Regions from separate parts of the Homo sapiens genome. Here region 1 is linked to region 2. Evidence: chromatin loops called from intact Hi-C (ENCODE). Cell type or tissue: PC-9. All regions are shown on one strand.

What was found. A loop is a pair of places that touch in the nucleus more often than their neighbours do. Peaks named below come from ENCODE experiments on the same cell type or tissue, not always from the same donor. Only the 100,000 strongest peaks of a DNase experiment are listed, where the experiment ranks them.
Region 1: a loop joins it to region 2, with 12 times the contacts of the local background. A loop is called at or near these places in 1 of 110 quality-filtered maps.

Annotation. Positions count from the first base shown.
Region 1 is chr5:37,173,439-37,181,438 of GRCh38, forward strand. It overlaps CPLANE1 (ciliogenesis and planar polarity effector complex subunit 1), which reads right to left. Exons shown (of 53, transcript NM_001384732.1): 27 at 7,419-7,567; 28 at 6,579-6,745; 29 at 5,923-6,005; 30 at 4,183-4,262; 31 at 2,471-2,548; 32 at 317-509. Among named protein-coding and RNA genes, the nearest start is that of CPLANE1-AS1, 72 kb to the right of the region's middle. In PC-9, no CTCF peak of the experiment used is centred here; no DNase peak of the experiment used is centred here.
Region 2 is chr5:36,455,371-36,463,370 of GRCh38, forward strand. No RefSeq gene overlaps it. Among named protein-coding and RNA genes, the nearest start is that of SLC1A3, 150 kb to the right of the region's middle. In PC-9, CTCF peaks have their summits at 4,385 (motif pointing left) and 4,587; DNase peaks (open chromatin) are centred at 2,351, 2,791, 3,951 and 7,121; H3K4me3 peaks cover 599 bases; H3K27ac peaks cover 2,434 bases.

The DNA of each region.
Region 1 (8,000 bases), 720 kb after region 2:
CTAGAGGTCTTTTTTTTCCTAGTAGAATTTTTTTTTCCTAGTAGAGTTTCCTAGCAGAGTCTCACTATGTTGCCCAAGCTGGTTTCAAACTCCTGGCCTCAAGCAATCCTCCTACCTTGACCTCCCAAAGTGCTGGGATTACAAACGTGAGCCACTGCGCCCAACCAGTTATAAACATTTGAATGAAAAGTACCCAAAGCAGAGAAATGCTTGTGATATAATTTTACCTTGTCAATTTCTGGAAATCTATTAATATTTTAAAACCCTACATGTACACTATGTGTAGATTTACTTACTTATATAGAGATGTGCTTACCTGAACTAATTTAAACATTTCATCTTGCAGCATCTGCCTAACGGACTCCGAACAATCTGGTAACTGAGCCGTGAATTCATTTCTCTGGGTCTTCTGAGGTGTTGGAGCAGGTGGTTGTGAAGCAACATTGACTCCATTTGATATCAGAAGTGGAACTGAGGAAGATTTTTCTTTATATGTAGAAATCTGTGCACTGCGTGGAAAGCATTTAAATAAAAAACATGCATTAAAATTGACAAAAAACAAATTGAATGTCTATGATCAGAATATTTTGATCCCACTTTTGTCTTCCAATTTAAAGGTTATTCTAGTAGTTTTCTAGAAATTTAAACCCTAAAGCCTTTCTCTCTAGTGCCCGTCAGCCCCCCAGACACATTCGTCATCAGCTCAATTTTCATCTTTATTAAGGGATTGTCTAGTCAGTGATGGGCTCCTTCATAGGGTGTTGCAAACCCAAGAGCTGACATATATTTTACTTGCCTGGTCCCTGTGGACATCTGAATTTGAGACCTGTGGAATCATTCTGATTAGCTGTACAGACTTCACAATTTGTAATTTGGCTTAGAAATATGTTTTTGACTAAAATTAATGATCCAGCATAGAGTTAAGAAAACTACGGAAAAACTGGGTTTAAAAAACTTAATTCTAGGATCAGTAGAGAAAACTACTGTTTATCATCATTAAATGTGAAACAATAGTACTGTGAACATTTCATTTCCAAGCAAACCTCAGAGTTTAAATGTACCATAAACCCTAATAAAAAATGCTTATTTACAAATAAAAATTAAGGATCAAAGCAAGGTGTTTAGGTTTTTTTTTTAAAAAAACAAAATGACTGTTGGGGGATGACTCCTCAAACATAGCAGATACTCAAAGTTTTCTACATTTTATAAACTAAGCAAGGGAGCAGGCAGTTATCAGATTCAAACAGATCACTGTTTCCAAAAAAGAAAAGAACATATTAAATTTCATATAGACTTATTTAGGTTTACACTCATTCCCATTTGGCAATAATATTTGCCTTTTATCGAGCATCTTAACACACCCAATAAAAAAACTTTATTTGGCAAATTCACAAAAAATAGGCATTACAACTGATCTATCTTTTCCTTTTCTGCCAAAGTGAAAGCTTTGAGTGTTGCTCCTTGAGAATCATGTTTCTCACAGCTGCTGCCAGCCTCCACTGTCCCCAGCTTTCTTAGCTGGGTGACAAGGGAGTTAGTTGCCCAGTGACAGGGATCTGGAATCTAAAGAGTAAGCGGAGCCAAAGAAGGTTTAGGAGGCACCCTCTGGCGACTGGGTTCCTGAAGTGTGATGGAAGGGGGAATGGGTTTCAGGCTGACCCCTCTTCAGGCATTCCTAGTAAAGCCACAAGGGGCTCCAGGGCTGTAGAGGTCCCCTTGGGCACAGGGTGGGTGCATTCATGCTTGCACAAGTCACTGGCACTCAGGAAGGCCTTGGGACAGTAGGGGCAGGTATAGGGGTAAACTGAGCTGTAGGTACAGCTGGATGTGCACAGCCCAGGCCAGTCTCAGAAGCTCTTTAAACTGAGTGTAGCAAAAGGGCCGGATCTGGGTATGAGGACTCATGCAGACGCAACAACATTTTGTGAAGAAGGTCTCCTTGCACAAACAGATCTGCCCATTTTAAAACAAGTTTATTGGGCTTTGCTTTCAACAGGTCTCAAGGAGATCGATTCTAACTATGAAAATTTTTTTCTGAGGTAAAGCTGTGCTATATTTTCCTATTTCGGCAAGATTTCTAAACACTAAGCACTCTGTTCAAAAGAACCGGATGAGTCTGTTCTGTGAGAGAATTAAAAGCATTTCAAACACTACAAGAAATCAGTTAGAAGCTGAAAATGAGCAACAACTTCATCTTTCAATAATATATCACTACTTTTTTTCAGAAAAGACTGTTCAACATAGTTCCTGTGTAACTTTAAAATACAATCGCTAGTGGAAACTCAGTAATGAAAGATGTCAGATCTGTGTGCTTATGCTGCTCTTTCAATGTTTTATGTTGCTTTCATTTTTCTTAGTTTTTAGTCAAAATGTAGCAATTGTTTCAAAAATGGTACAGTCGGCATACTTTCACTCTGTGATTTGTAAAACACAACTATTTTTAAATGGTATAGTAGGCAAAACTTCTTACCTAGAAATTTCTGAACTCGTATCTACTTGCATTGATTGAGGAGTGGTATGCCCAGGATGTGAAAAGGCTTCGATCATACTATCAATAAAAATTAACAGGTGATTAGTAAGCAAGATATTCTTTGCATTATCTAAGGTATGAGTGATCTATGCTCAGCCATCTAAGAGTCTAAACATCCTCTAATCTTCTATAATGTTTAGCTCATAATTACAATCTGTTTACATTTGTCTCCATAGCAATTAGTAACAGATCTAAGCAAAAGCAAAAAAATATGTCTGGATGACTTAAAACACCACTTAAATACGGCTGACTGCTCAGCAATGAAAACAACAGAACCCAAAATGAGGGGACATGAGGTTAGTTAAGACCCAAATTTCACCTATAGAAGAGGGAGACACTATGCTCAGAACCCTAGAGCCCATTGTCACATTTGAAACTGTAAAGAGGCTGGGCACGATGGCTCACGACTGTAATCCCAGCACTGTGGGAGGCCAAGGCAGGCAGATCACCTGAGCTCAGGAGTTCGAGACCAGCCTGGGTGACATGGCGAATCCCATCTCTAAAAAAAATACAAAAAAATTAGCTAGGCATGGTGGTGCACACCTGGGCAACACAGCAAGACCCTGTTTCCAAAAAAAGAAAAGAAAGAAAAGAAAAAAGAAACTGTAAAGATTAGTGTTTGTCTTCTCTCTCTCTCTTCTTGGGTAATTTTCCGAAGGAATCATTTTTATGAATAGAAGTATCTAAATTACTTGTAAAGGCCCATAGTATTAAATGCATTCTTTTTAACTGTCCACAGAAAAACTAACAAAATTTGCATACTGAACAGAAAAAGAAAATCTAATTATGTTGCCTTTTTTTTTTTTTTGAGATGGAGTCTTGCTCTGTTGCCCAGGCTGGAGTGCAGTGGCCTGATCTCGGCTCACTGCAAGCTCCGCCTCCCCGGGTCATGCCATTCTCCTGCCTCAGCCTCCCGAGTAGCTGTAACTACAAGCGCCCGCCACCACACCCAGTTAATTTTTTGTATTTTTAGTAGAGACAGGGTTTCACCGTGTTAGCCAGGATGGTCTTGATCTCTTGACCTCATGATCCACCCGCCTCGGCCTCCTAGAGTGCTGGGATTACAGGCATAAGCCACCACGCCTGGCCATGTTGCCTTTCTGATCTAAGGGAATTCTAAAATTTAGAACTTCTAAAATTCTAAAGATTTAGAAATCATGTCCAAACTGCAACACATGAAAACTGCCTTCAGCTCTCCTTGAAGCAATAAGCTAGCCGGCAGTGTATGTGTACATCATAGCCCTAATGAATAGTGTATAGTAATCATCACAACAGTGAAAGATTTTATACATACATAAAATAATTTATAATCATTCTTTATTTGATTCAATAAAAATGGAATAAGTATGAAAAGTGGTTCCCTACTTAGCAGCTAAATAAGCTTTGGCCTATTTACAGCTTTATTTTGATAAGGCTGATAGTGATGAGAGAACAAAAGGCATTTTAGATATCATTATTTATTTCACTCTATCAATACATAGAAGTATAACATTTACCAAAAATCATTTTACCATAACTATAAACTGAAGTTACAGTTTCACTAGAAACACAATACCACCCTAAATCATGTATTGTAAATTATGAAGGAAAAAAGCTGAAAGCTTCACTGAGGTAACCAGTGACAATCACTGTCATACTTTTTTCCCCCTTACCCTTTTTGTTCAGTCGATTTTTCCTCCATAATTGTCTCCAGTGGTTCTTCCCTTTGACACTGAACCTCTTCTGTGAACTCCTGTTAAAATGAATAGTACCCAAAAAGAAAACAGGTAAAACAAATAGGTATTACTGTCTTGAGTATTTTGAGTCTCATATTAGCCACTTAACCAGAGTAACAACAGTCTACAAGCAAGTGAGAAATCAAACAGTAAAATGTACTCCCAGTCCTGCTCTGACCTAATCTTTATACTGTGTGAATTGCCTCCACTCTGTCACACTGGGCTATTGAGCATGCTAAGTTACAAAGACAAGATTGTGTCAGTAGACTAACACACTGTAAATTATATACACCTAACACTATATGATTATTCATTTCCCTGTAAAAACAACTATAAAACCAGGAAAAATGAATCTTTTTTGAAAGAATTGTTACAAGGCAGGCAGATCTACTTGAGGTCAGGAGCTCAAGATCAGCCTGGCCAACATGGTGAAACTCTGTCTCTATAAAAAAATACAAAAAATTAGTCAGGCATGGTGGCGCATACCTGTAGTCCCAGCTACTTGGGAGGCTGAGGCAGAATTGCTTGAACCTGGGAGGTGGAAGCTGCAGTTAGCCAAGATCACACCACTGCACTCCAGCCTGGGCAACAGAGCAAGACTGTCTCAAAAATAAAAATAAAAATAAAAATAAAAAAGAATTGTTACAACAGATAGGGCACGGTGGCTCACACCTGTAATTTCAGCACTTTGAGAGGTTGAGGCTAGGAGTTCAAGACCAGCCTAAGCAACATAGCAAGGCCCAGTCTCTACAAAAAAATGTTTTTTTTTTTTTAAATTAGCTGGGCATAGTGGTGTGCACCTATAGTAAGACCCAGCTACTTGGGAGGCTGAGGCAAGAGGATGACTTTATTCCAGGAATTCCAGGCTGCAGTGAGCCATGATCGTGCCACTGCACTCCAGCTTGGGCAAAAGAGCAAGACCCTCATCTCGAAAAAAAAAAACAAAAACACAGAATTGTTACAATAATTGGAAATGTCTATGTTCCCCCTGGAAATTCAGTGTATAGAGTTTTGAGAAAAATAATATCAAAAAGTATATATATGTATAAAAAGTATACTACAGCTGAATTATACTTTTTAATTTTTTTTTTTAAAAGACAGGGTCTCACTCTGTTGCCCAGGCTGGAATGTAGTAGCACATTACAGCTCACTACAGCCTCAAACTCCTGGAGTCAAATGATCCTCTCACCTCAGCCTTCTAAGTAGCTGAGACTACTACAGGCGCATGCCACCATGCCTGGCTATTTTTTAATTTTTTGTAGAGATGGAGTCTTGTTCTCTTGACCAGGCTGGTCTAAAACTCCTGGCCTCAAGCAATCCTCCCGCCTCAGCCTCCCAAAGTGCTGGGATTACAGGCATCAGTTGCCATGCTTGGCCATACTTCCATACTTTTTAAATAAAGGACACATTTGCTACTCTTGATTAAATAAATTTGCTAAAGCAGTTTATGATGTGAAAACTTCATTGCCTGAAATTATTGGACAGGTTACTACACTGTACTAGAATTTCAGGGAAAGAAAAATGCCACACAGCATGGCTATATTCTACAACCCATGGTGCATTTTTAAGAGCTAGCCCTGCTTTGATATATTTAATAACAATGAATAAAAACATGTATAATTTAAACACTATACAAAATGAAAGAAGAATAATTATATCCACTATTTATTGACTTACTTCTTCTAACTGCTGTGGTAAAGTCATCATGCAAATGGCAAGACTGGGACTTCTGAAACCTCCAACAGATTCTTCAATGTCTTCTAGCGATAAGTGAAGATGAAGAGAAAACTGATCATTTAAAAAATAAGCTATTGACTTTTTAGGGGGCTCAGGGAATATTACCAGAAACAATATAATGACAGAAATATTTTCTATCCTTTTTATAAAGACAGTCTTTGAAAACACCTGGAGTCTATTCCATCTTCATCAGGTAAATCCCAGATGAGCCTTGAGAGGCCTTATTATTCAGTATGTTTAACTCCACGTAGTGCTCTGAGAGTTTCTGTCTTAAGGAAGACTGCTGGGGAGAGGTTTATAGAGTTGCTTCACAGAAATTAACAGACCATAATTATTATATAAGCAGCACAAGACGCCCAATAATGGTAAAAGAGCACCAACATAAAAATACCTTAGATCTTCTTGGTTTTATTAAAACCAAAATTAGAGTTAATATGCTCAATATTTCATAAATATTTAATTCTCTTAATTTTTTATTTTAGGCTACTGTAAACATACTAACTTAGGTATAAGACTAAATAAGTTACCTCAGATAATATTATTTACCAATTTCAAATTAATAAAGCCAAAAAAATAGATTATCTAAATGAACTGACCTTCATAGTCTGATATGTGCATATCCATTTCCTCTTCTGTAAATGCTTCTACTTCTAAAAGATTCTCATCAATATCTATAAATTCTTTTTTAGTATTATGAGTGATGGAAATAATATCATCATTGATTTCTTTTATATCAGGATTTTTTGCTTCAGTTGGCATTCTACTGAAAAAAATGCAGCAACTAAAATTACAACTATTCTTGGAGATAAAGAGCTAATTCAGTTTTGGGTTTTTTTTTTGTTTTTTTTTTTAAGATGGAGTCTCGCCCAGGCTGGAGTGCAATGGCGCAATCTCGGCTTAATTCAGTTTTTTAAAAGCAAAGAACAAACTTTGGTTTCATATTTATAAAATCTTTCTTTAAAAAATTCTGATACACAGAAGCTCAGGTAAAGATTGTTCAGTAAATAACTAAACATCATAGTTTTTATTTACTCGAATGATTGGAATAATTTCAACTAAAATTATCATTCTCACAAAGGACTCTTCATGCTATAATGGGTTTTGCCTTGGTATTCAAAGCTATGTTACTCCTAGCATTGCTTCATATATAAAAATGGATGAAAGGATTAGTTCAACTTCTGATATGGGAAATAAATTGATAAAGGAATCCCTCAGGATGAATTAATTGCTCTCTCAGAAGATATAAGCTAGACCAAGAGGGAAGAAATACAATTTGCAATGAATTGTTAAAGCACCTCAGAAAGCTCACTGCCTGCTCCTCTACTTCAAAAAATGCTCATTCCTTTAACTTTCAAGGGTTTGATCTTCCCTTTAAGCCCAAATGCCATCAAACTACATGTCTTATATTGAAAAGAAGAGTATAATCGGCAACTTACTTCAAGATATTTTGACAAGATTTATTCTGACCATTTCTTTCCTCAGTTCCACCTGGAGTTGCTACTGCAACTGAACCGCCAGCATCTGATTTGCTCTCCCTCTCAATATTGGGTCCAATCTGACACCCAGTGTCACGATTCTCTACCATCTAAAGCAAACCATTTAAAGTATTTAGTATTTATTGAACCCTTTATTTTTCACCATATTTTAAAATTATTCATTCTTTCTACAGGAATTCTGAATAATCCTCTTATTCATTTATCAAATATTTACTGCATTTCTACAACTCAATATTTGTTGCTGAAGCAATGATCAAGTCTTTATTCTAACTGGAAAAAGCAAATCTGACTACCTAAATAGTATTCAAAAGAAATCAGCCTTACAAATTTGTAAGGCATATTGTCATTGTTTTCAGGCCACAAAACAATGGCAAAAAAATTATAATATCCTCATTTCATTCCCTTTGCTATATCATAAAGACATTCAGTAGTTATTTCAAAATGACATAGTAGACAAAAATACATGCAGCTAAAAACACAAGGTACATCCTTTTTGTCTCACTTAAAATTTCCATATACATT
Region 2 (8,000 bases):
GTAAAAAGACAGTGCAATCAATCATTATAGGTCCTAGACTTGGCTAGGCTTTTAAAAATCAGAATTTAGCCGGGCGCGGTGGCTCACGCCTGTAATCCCAGCACTTTGGGAGGCCAAGGCGGGTGGATCACGAGGTCAGGAGATCAAGACCATCCTGGCTAACATGGTGAAACCCCGTCTCTACTAAAAATACAAAAAAATTAGCCGGGTGTGGTGGCACATGCCTGTAATCCCAGCTACTCGGGAGGCTGAGGCAGGAGAATCACTTGAACCCGGGAGGCGGAGGTTGCGGTGAGCCAAGATCGTGCCATTGCACTCCAGCCTGGGCAACAAGAGTGAAAGTCCATCTCAAAAAAAAAAAAAAAAAAAAAAAATCAGAATTTAGTGGAAGTGACCTGGAATAATGAAAAATGATGTACAATTATTTTAGAAAATAATGTAACATCATTGTGCAAAATTGAACATGCTTATGCTCTTTGGTTCATTAACTGTGCTTCTAGAAAAACTTTTGCAAATATGCACCAGAGACAAGTACAAGTTACTTACAGAAGAAGAGTTAATGATACCAAAAATGTGGAAATGGTACACAGAAAAAAAAAATGAGTGAATATATTTTGGTAAATTCACACCATAGAATGTTATACAGCAGTAAAAACAAACTTCAGCTATGCACAACAGCATGGAGATGTTGTATGTATGGTATGCATGAATACAATATATAGTATACGTAATGTGTGTATGGTTTTTACGTATCATACATAATGATACGTAAAACATGCAAGTTACAATAGACCACATGCATATAGTAGACAATACGCACTACAACAGACTACATGCAATATCATTTTTATGATGTTCAAAATAACTAAGCACTCTACTGCCTAGGAATACATACATATATGATAAATTCATTTTAAAAATCAAGAGAATTAAAAGCATAAAATTTGGGATAGTAATTCTTCATGCAGAGGGGATAAGGAAATGATGTGGTAAAGGAAAACAAGTAGATGTAAATAAAACAAATAATATAAGAAATGGTGGTCAAATATTGGGATTCTTGAAGTTGAGATTCTGGAGTGGGTAAGATTACTGATAAAAACAGGGCCCAGGAGGCATGAACATAGGAGTGAGTGACTGAGGTAGAATGGAGGATGAGATGTTGGAGGAGGGGAGGCTGAGAAACTGAAAGCTCAGTGTATGGGAAGACTTATTTGTGTGGATATTGAAATCACCAAAAATACAATGGGTGTAGTGATAGAAAAATGACGGTGATCCAGGAGGGAAGGGAAGTGATGTTAGAGCCAGCAGATGGTTGCCAAAAGGAAGGAAGGTGGCAGACAACATAGTCCCATGTTGAAACTGGGTGTTTTTATGGAGGATATGGGACAATGGCTTGGGAGCAGCACTGAGATGCAAGGAAGACACTCATCCTATTCCAGGCCCTGTGGCGCCAGGCACGTGGCTGAAAAACCAGTGACCTGTATAGAGGGCTGCAGGGGAGCAGTGTCTTGAGGGAGGAGCCAGTTAGAACAAGGACATGAAATAGGTATTTTAGAAATGAGAGGCCGGTCATGGTGGCTCATGCCTGTAATCCCAACACTTTGGGAGGCCGAGGCAGGCAGATCACCTGAGGTCAGGAGTTCAAGACCAGCCTGGCCAACATGGTGAAACCCCATCTCTACAAAAATACAAAAATTAGCTGGGCATGATGGCGGGTGCCTGTAGTCCCGGCTACTCAGGAGGCTGAGGCAGGAGAATCGCTTGAACCCGGGAGGCAGGCAGAGGTTGCAGTGAGCCTAGATTGTGCCACTGCACCCCAGCCTAGGAGACAGAGGAGACTCCATCTCCAAAAAAAAAAAAGAAAGAAAAAAAGAATGGAGATGGTTTCATGTCTATACATTGAATTCCAGAGGTACAAGGGAAGAGTTTTGAAGGCTGCAGAGGGATGAGATATGGCGTCAATAAAGCAGATATACATATCTATTAGAAAGGAGCATCTCGGGGGTGAGGAATGACCAGGGAGTCCAGGGCTTCAAGTGGTAATTGGCTTACACAGAGCTGAAGGCTGTAATGAGATTAGTCCAGAGGATCTCAAGGAAAATAATGCCATGGAGACTGTGGGCATTAATGGATAGGGATGAGCAGCGGTCCTGCAAGAAAGAAGCAAGAAAGTCTGGGAGTTTCTTCAGCATTGCAATGGAGGCAGGAAGACTGGGGGAGGGGCACTCAATTGGTCCCTGTGCTATCCTACTCTAACCTCCTACTGAAAGACTGACATCCAAAGGAATGTAAAATGGCTTCGTTCCAATTTCATTCCTGTATATTGACCACTTCCCTCCTGCATTCTTTTCCAGAACCTTGGCCAAAACCATTCAGAGCCAGCCAGCTGTTACATAATATTCACCATTTGTTTTATTTGTCATTACCCATCAGAACCATTGGAATGATACCCACTGGCCAAAGACCCTTGGGCCCATATTCAAAACCAAAAAACTCAAGAATGAAATAACTGGAAGACCACTGATCTGGGAGCTATTCCTTAGGGTAGGGAGTGCATCCTGTGGAACAAGGAAAGCAGCTGGGAAAAGGAATTACTCTACTCAGGCATGGATTCAGGCTGAGGCTCCAGGGTTAAGGAGCCACTACAGAGTCAGTCAAATCCCTTTGGCTGTTTCCAACATTTCTCATGAGGCGTTTTGCACAAAGACTGTGGTCTTGGCAGGCCACTCACCCCTGAAGGGCTCAGAGTAATAGGATAATTCAGTAGTATGTGGTTACAAGGTGCCACAACCCTCCTGGATAGCTGACATTTTCAAGAGCAATAAAAATACCTGGACAAAGGTTAGAAAGTTCAACAACATAACTCTAGAAAGTTCAACAACATAACTCTAATCACTATCATCAAAAATAACCACTATTAATCATACGTGTGACTTCTTCTGGAAAGAGTAAAATTTTTGGCTATACAGTGATGTAAACTTAAAATCTGACCATCACCCCTATTTTAATTCAACTCAACAAATGCAAACAAATATTTCTTTAGTGCTTATTATATACAAGGGCCTGTACTACGTATTGTGTGAGACAGGAAAAAATGGCAATGCTTTTTTTTTCCATCAAGAATCTTACAAGAGAGATGAATGAGTAGTGAGTTATCTATATTACAAGGAAAAGGCTGGGTGCAGTGGCTCATGCCTGTAATCCCAGCACTTTGGGAGGCTGAGGTGGGCGGATCGCTTGAGGTCAGGAGTTCGAGACTAGCCTGGCCAACATGGTCAAACCCTGTGTCTACTAAAAGTGCAAAAATTAGCCAGGCATGGCAGTGTGCACTTGTAGTCCCAGCTACTCAGGAGGCTGAGGCAGGAGAATCACGTGAACCCAGGAGGTGGAGGTTGCAGTGAGCCGAGATAATGCCACTGCACTCCAACCTGGGTGAAACAGACAGACTCCGTTTCAAAAAAAAAAAAAAAAAAAAGAAAGAGAGAGAGGAAGAGAGTTGTCTACTCAGGATTCAGCCAGATGCTGACTCTGGAACAAAAGTTCAAGTGCAAGTAGTTGGGACAGGAAGGAGACATTGACAGAGGACTGAGACAGGAAGGGAAGAGAGCCAATAAAGGAGTTATCAAGCCAGTTGCCAGTGTAGGTGTCTGAGCTTATTCCCACTAGGGAAATGCTGGGGGGTATTACTGAACACATGCTTCAGGGCTATCCCACCCTAGTGCAACGTAGCTGAGGTATTTATCCAGCATCTCCTAGTCATTGGTTGAGGGCAGCTCCTGGCTTGTGTCAATTCCCCCATACTTTCAGCCTACAGCACTGGCAAATGTAATGAAGCTAAATGGCCAGAAAAAGCCCTCAGGCAAGAAAAAAAAGTACTGCCATGGCAGTTGGAAATCATGAACTGAAATAAGGATGAGGAGATATGGGAGAGGTATGAATCACATCTGTTACAATTGTAACTCGGCAGAAAGGTGAATACCTGAGGGACAACACAAAGAGCTCTTAAGTCTTGCTGTTATAGAGACTTTACAATTCAGGAAATTTTTTTGACTCGACCCCAGTGTAATGAACATTTATCATTCTTACCTGGCATCTCTGCTATTTGAATGCCTTTCCTGTTTAGAGGGACTTTCCCACTTTAGAGTTATGTGTCTCCTTAAGACAGAAACAAAAACCTCTTTTCCCAGCTTCCCTTGTAGCTGCAGAGTAGGCATGTGACCTAGGCTCTGCCAGTCAGATGTACCCATGCAAGACTTCCCTCAGAGGCTCATAATGTAGATGAAGCACCGATCTGGTTAGTCCTGATGAGGGTGGTAGCAGAGATACCAAGCTTCCAATACAGCAGCTGGAAATGGTCTAGCACCTCCTAGTGTCAGAGGTGAAAACTGTGTTATTTGCGTCCAGGCACCAGGAGTGCTATCTACACTGGACCAGTCCTGCAAAGTAGCCTTTAAGTTAAAAAAAAAAAAAGTTTCTGTGAAATACCTAATATCCTTTATAAATTACTTATCTAATGAAACAGACTAGCATGTGGTGTTTGCAGCAAGGAAGCTTGATGATATTTAAAAAGGAAAAAAAAGATTTGTATAAGCAGAGAATTTGGGGAAAGGAATTGCAAGGTCAGGAAACAGCACGAGGACAGGTATGAATGTGTGAAGATCCAGAGTGTGTAGAGATATTTGCTGATTGGTGTGGCTGAGGAAGAAAGGAACTCAGAACTAAGTGTTAGATGGTTGTATGGTTCATTAGGGATCCTGGCAGAGAGCAGCATTGTGAAACTGAAACCATACTTTGAGAAACAGAGGCTTATATCCAAACTGGACACTAACTGTGATGAGAAAGAGCAAAGTGGTTGGAGTGGATTTTGTGGCTTCACAGCAAGTGTGGTTGTTAAACAAAGGTAATGCAATAATCAGCTAGACAAGGCAAAAGGGGGAAGGTCAGAGTGGCGCTGTGGAAAAGGATTGGGCTTCATTATGCTTCAGATCTCGGTTTGAATTCTGTGGCCACGTATTACCATAACATCTTGAATACTTCATTTAATCTTCTTGATCCTCAGTTTTCTTATCTTTAAAAACATAACTAACAAAACCTAATGTCCTACCATAATTAGCTTAAGACATGTAATCCAACAGAGCAGATTCATCGATCTTTGCAAAGACCACACAGCAGAAAGACGTCTCATCAAATGAGAAAAAAAGATAGATTTTTAAACAGGGTTTTGGGGAAGGGTAGAGTTAAGTAAAATTTATCTGAGTAATATTTTGATAAACTCAAAGAAGTCAACATCAAGTCTGGACTGCAAAGAAAACCAAGGGTTCTGTTTGCTAAGAAACTACAAAGTTAAGATGAATGTGAAATGCTGCATTCAAACATTTTATCTGCCAAACATCTGAGTAGACAATAAAGGCCACTGCCCTGTGCCAAAGTGACTTGAATCCTCCAAGCAAGAGTGAGATATTTTATTCCTACTACCAAAAAAAAAAAAAAAAAAAAAAAAGCCGGGCACGGTGGCTCAGGCCTTATATCCCAGCACTTTGGGAGGCCAAGGCGGGTGGATCACCTGAGATGAGGAGTTTGAGACCAGCCTGGCCAACATGGTGAAGACCCATCTCTACTAAAAATACAAAATTAGCTGGGCATGGTGGTGCGTGCCTATAATCCCAGCTACTTGGGAGGCTGAGATAGGAGAATCACTTGAACGGGGGAGGCAGAGATTGCCTTGAGCTGAGATTGTGCCATTGCACTCCAGCCTAGGCACCAAAAGTGAAACTCCATCTCAAAAAAAAAAAAAAAAAAAAAAAACTTTAAGCCAATTAAATTTAACAGTTTAATTGAGCAAACAACAATCTGTTAATCGGGCAGAACCAGAATATGTTCTGAACTACTTTGGGGCTGCCACATGATTCAATAATTTACAGACATTTGATATGATAATGGCTTTGTAGTAGCATTTAAGACTTTGTAGATCATATATTTGAACAGTGGAACACACAAATAAGAAAAGAAATATTTGGTCAGAGTTTGTAGTATACTTAATCAAGAGACCAAGATTAACATCATAACATATGATGTTATGTTAACATCATATAGAATCAATGTAACAATGTGTGTCATACAAAGTTTGTCATGAGGATTTTTGGCATTATGTGAATATTTACTTTCAAATATAATTAAGTATTCTAGCTGTAACTGAGTAAAACACTCCTTGTGTGCTTTACATATTGAAATTCTACCAGCCAGTTAGGGTTTTAATGTACATGTATTTTTCTGACACTAAAATGTAACAATAATTAATGTGATTACATGAATGCATAAAACAATTCACCAAGCTATACACTGATGATTAATATACTTTATACTTGCTGAACCTCAATTTAAAAGTTTTTTTAAAGAAAAAAAGAAAACATCCCTGAAGATAAATTTCTTGCCCAAGATTATACAGCATTTTATTGCAAGAAAATGCAACAAAAATTACTGTTTGACTAATTATTAAAATGTACTTACTTTTTAAAGTACTTATCTTTTTAACTATTTGTGTACATGAAAGTAATAACATCAACAGTCAAGAAATTTCCAAAATAAATAAATAAGGAAATTTGTAGGACATTCACATTTTAAGAGACAGTATGATAGGACAACCTGGGTTCAAAGACAGCATGATAGCCTAAGTCTTTGAACCCAGGTTGTCCAACTCCACCTCCTGCATGATCAATCCCTAAGGTATATTACATGAATACAAAATATATAGTTGCCTGTGAATATTTTACATATAGTCAGCCTTCTGGAAAAGTTGACTTCCCAGTCTAATGGATATAAGATGATAGCCCAAATTCATTAGAAGGGCTAAAAAACCAAAATGAGATATTGCATTAAATGAAGAAAATCTGAAAAAGAAGCTTGACATTTCTCAAGGTTTTTATGATCCTCGAAAGAAGAGATAACTGAGAGGAAAGATGAGTGCCCTTAAATATTTGAAGGTTCTCCAAATGTCAGATCAGAAAATATTACACCCCAGCCTGCAGCTGGTAGATCACAAAACACCACAGCTCCTGTGAGGACACATTCTTGTGGTCAGGAACAGGCAGTATCTTGATCTACTGAATGCCGTTTTTGCTGAATCTGAAGTTGAGGAAATACACTTTCCCCTAGAGGTATTCTTTATAATCTACTGAAAAGATTAATAGAGTCATTCAAGGTTAATTAGATAGTTTCTGACTCTTACTCACTCTCCTACTAGGAAAGGCCACCAATGCCAGTCATAGACCAATCTTCTCCAATCCCACACCCCAGGATTTAAGAATCCGGAAGCTGAACTCATCACAGACTGGAAGCCCTACTCAGGGTCTCAGCAGTGATGGGATGAATACAGCATGCTACCATTTGCTACACCCCATGAGACTCCTCATACTGACAGCTTTCAGAATGAAGGCTCCACTGCTCACAGCCTCTTCTCAGTGTCACTATTACATCATGCAGCATTGGAGGCATGGAAGGTCATTACACAAAAAGCGACTTAAACATAGGTCCTATTTGCTAGACTAGTGGCTGGCAGCCTCTCAGAGTGGTGTGTTGACTATTCTTTCATCCCTAGTGTGGAGGAGACAGGGTAGCACGAGAGGAAAGGTTGAATCCTGAAGTTTCCCTTCTAGCAGGAGCTGCAGAGTGAGGTACCAGCTGTCCTTCACAAGGCAGAGTCTCAGACAGACACCAAAGAGTAAACACACTTCCCCTAAGAGGAAACTGCAGAGCAGGGGGAAAGGGTATAGTAGACCCTGGGCAAGAATGTTAATTGAGGTCCACACATTTCTTATAATTTTAACCAGTAATATGAAGCTGCCGGATTGTATCTGACCTATTTGAGTTGTGTTGTTGATGAGAATAATTTTGTTGCTCAATTTAATTGTTTTGATCAGTAATTAGATAATTTTCTATCTTTTAAAATCACTAAATTGAAAAAAAAATTTTTAAACTCACAATACCAAGGTCTAGCAAAGATG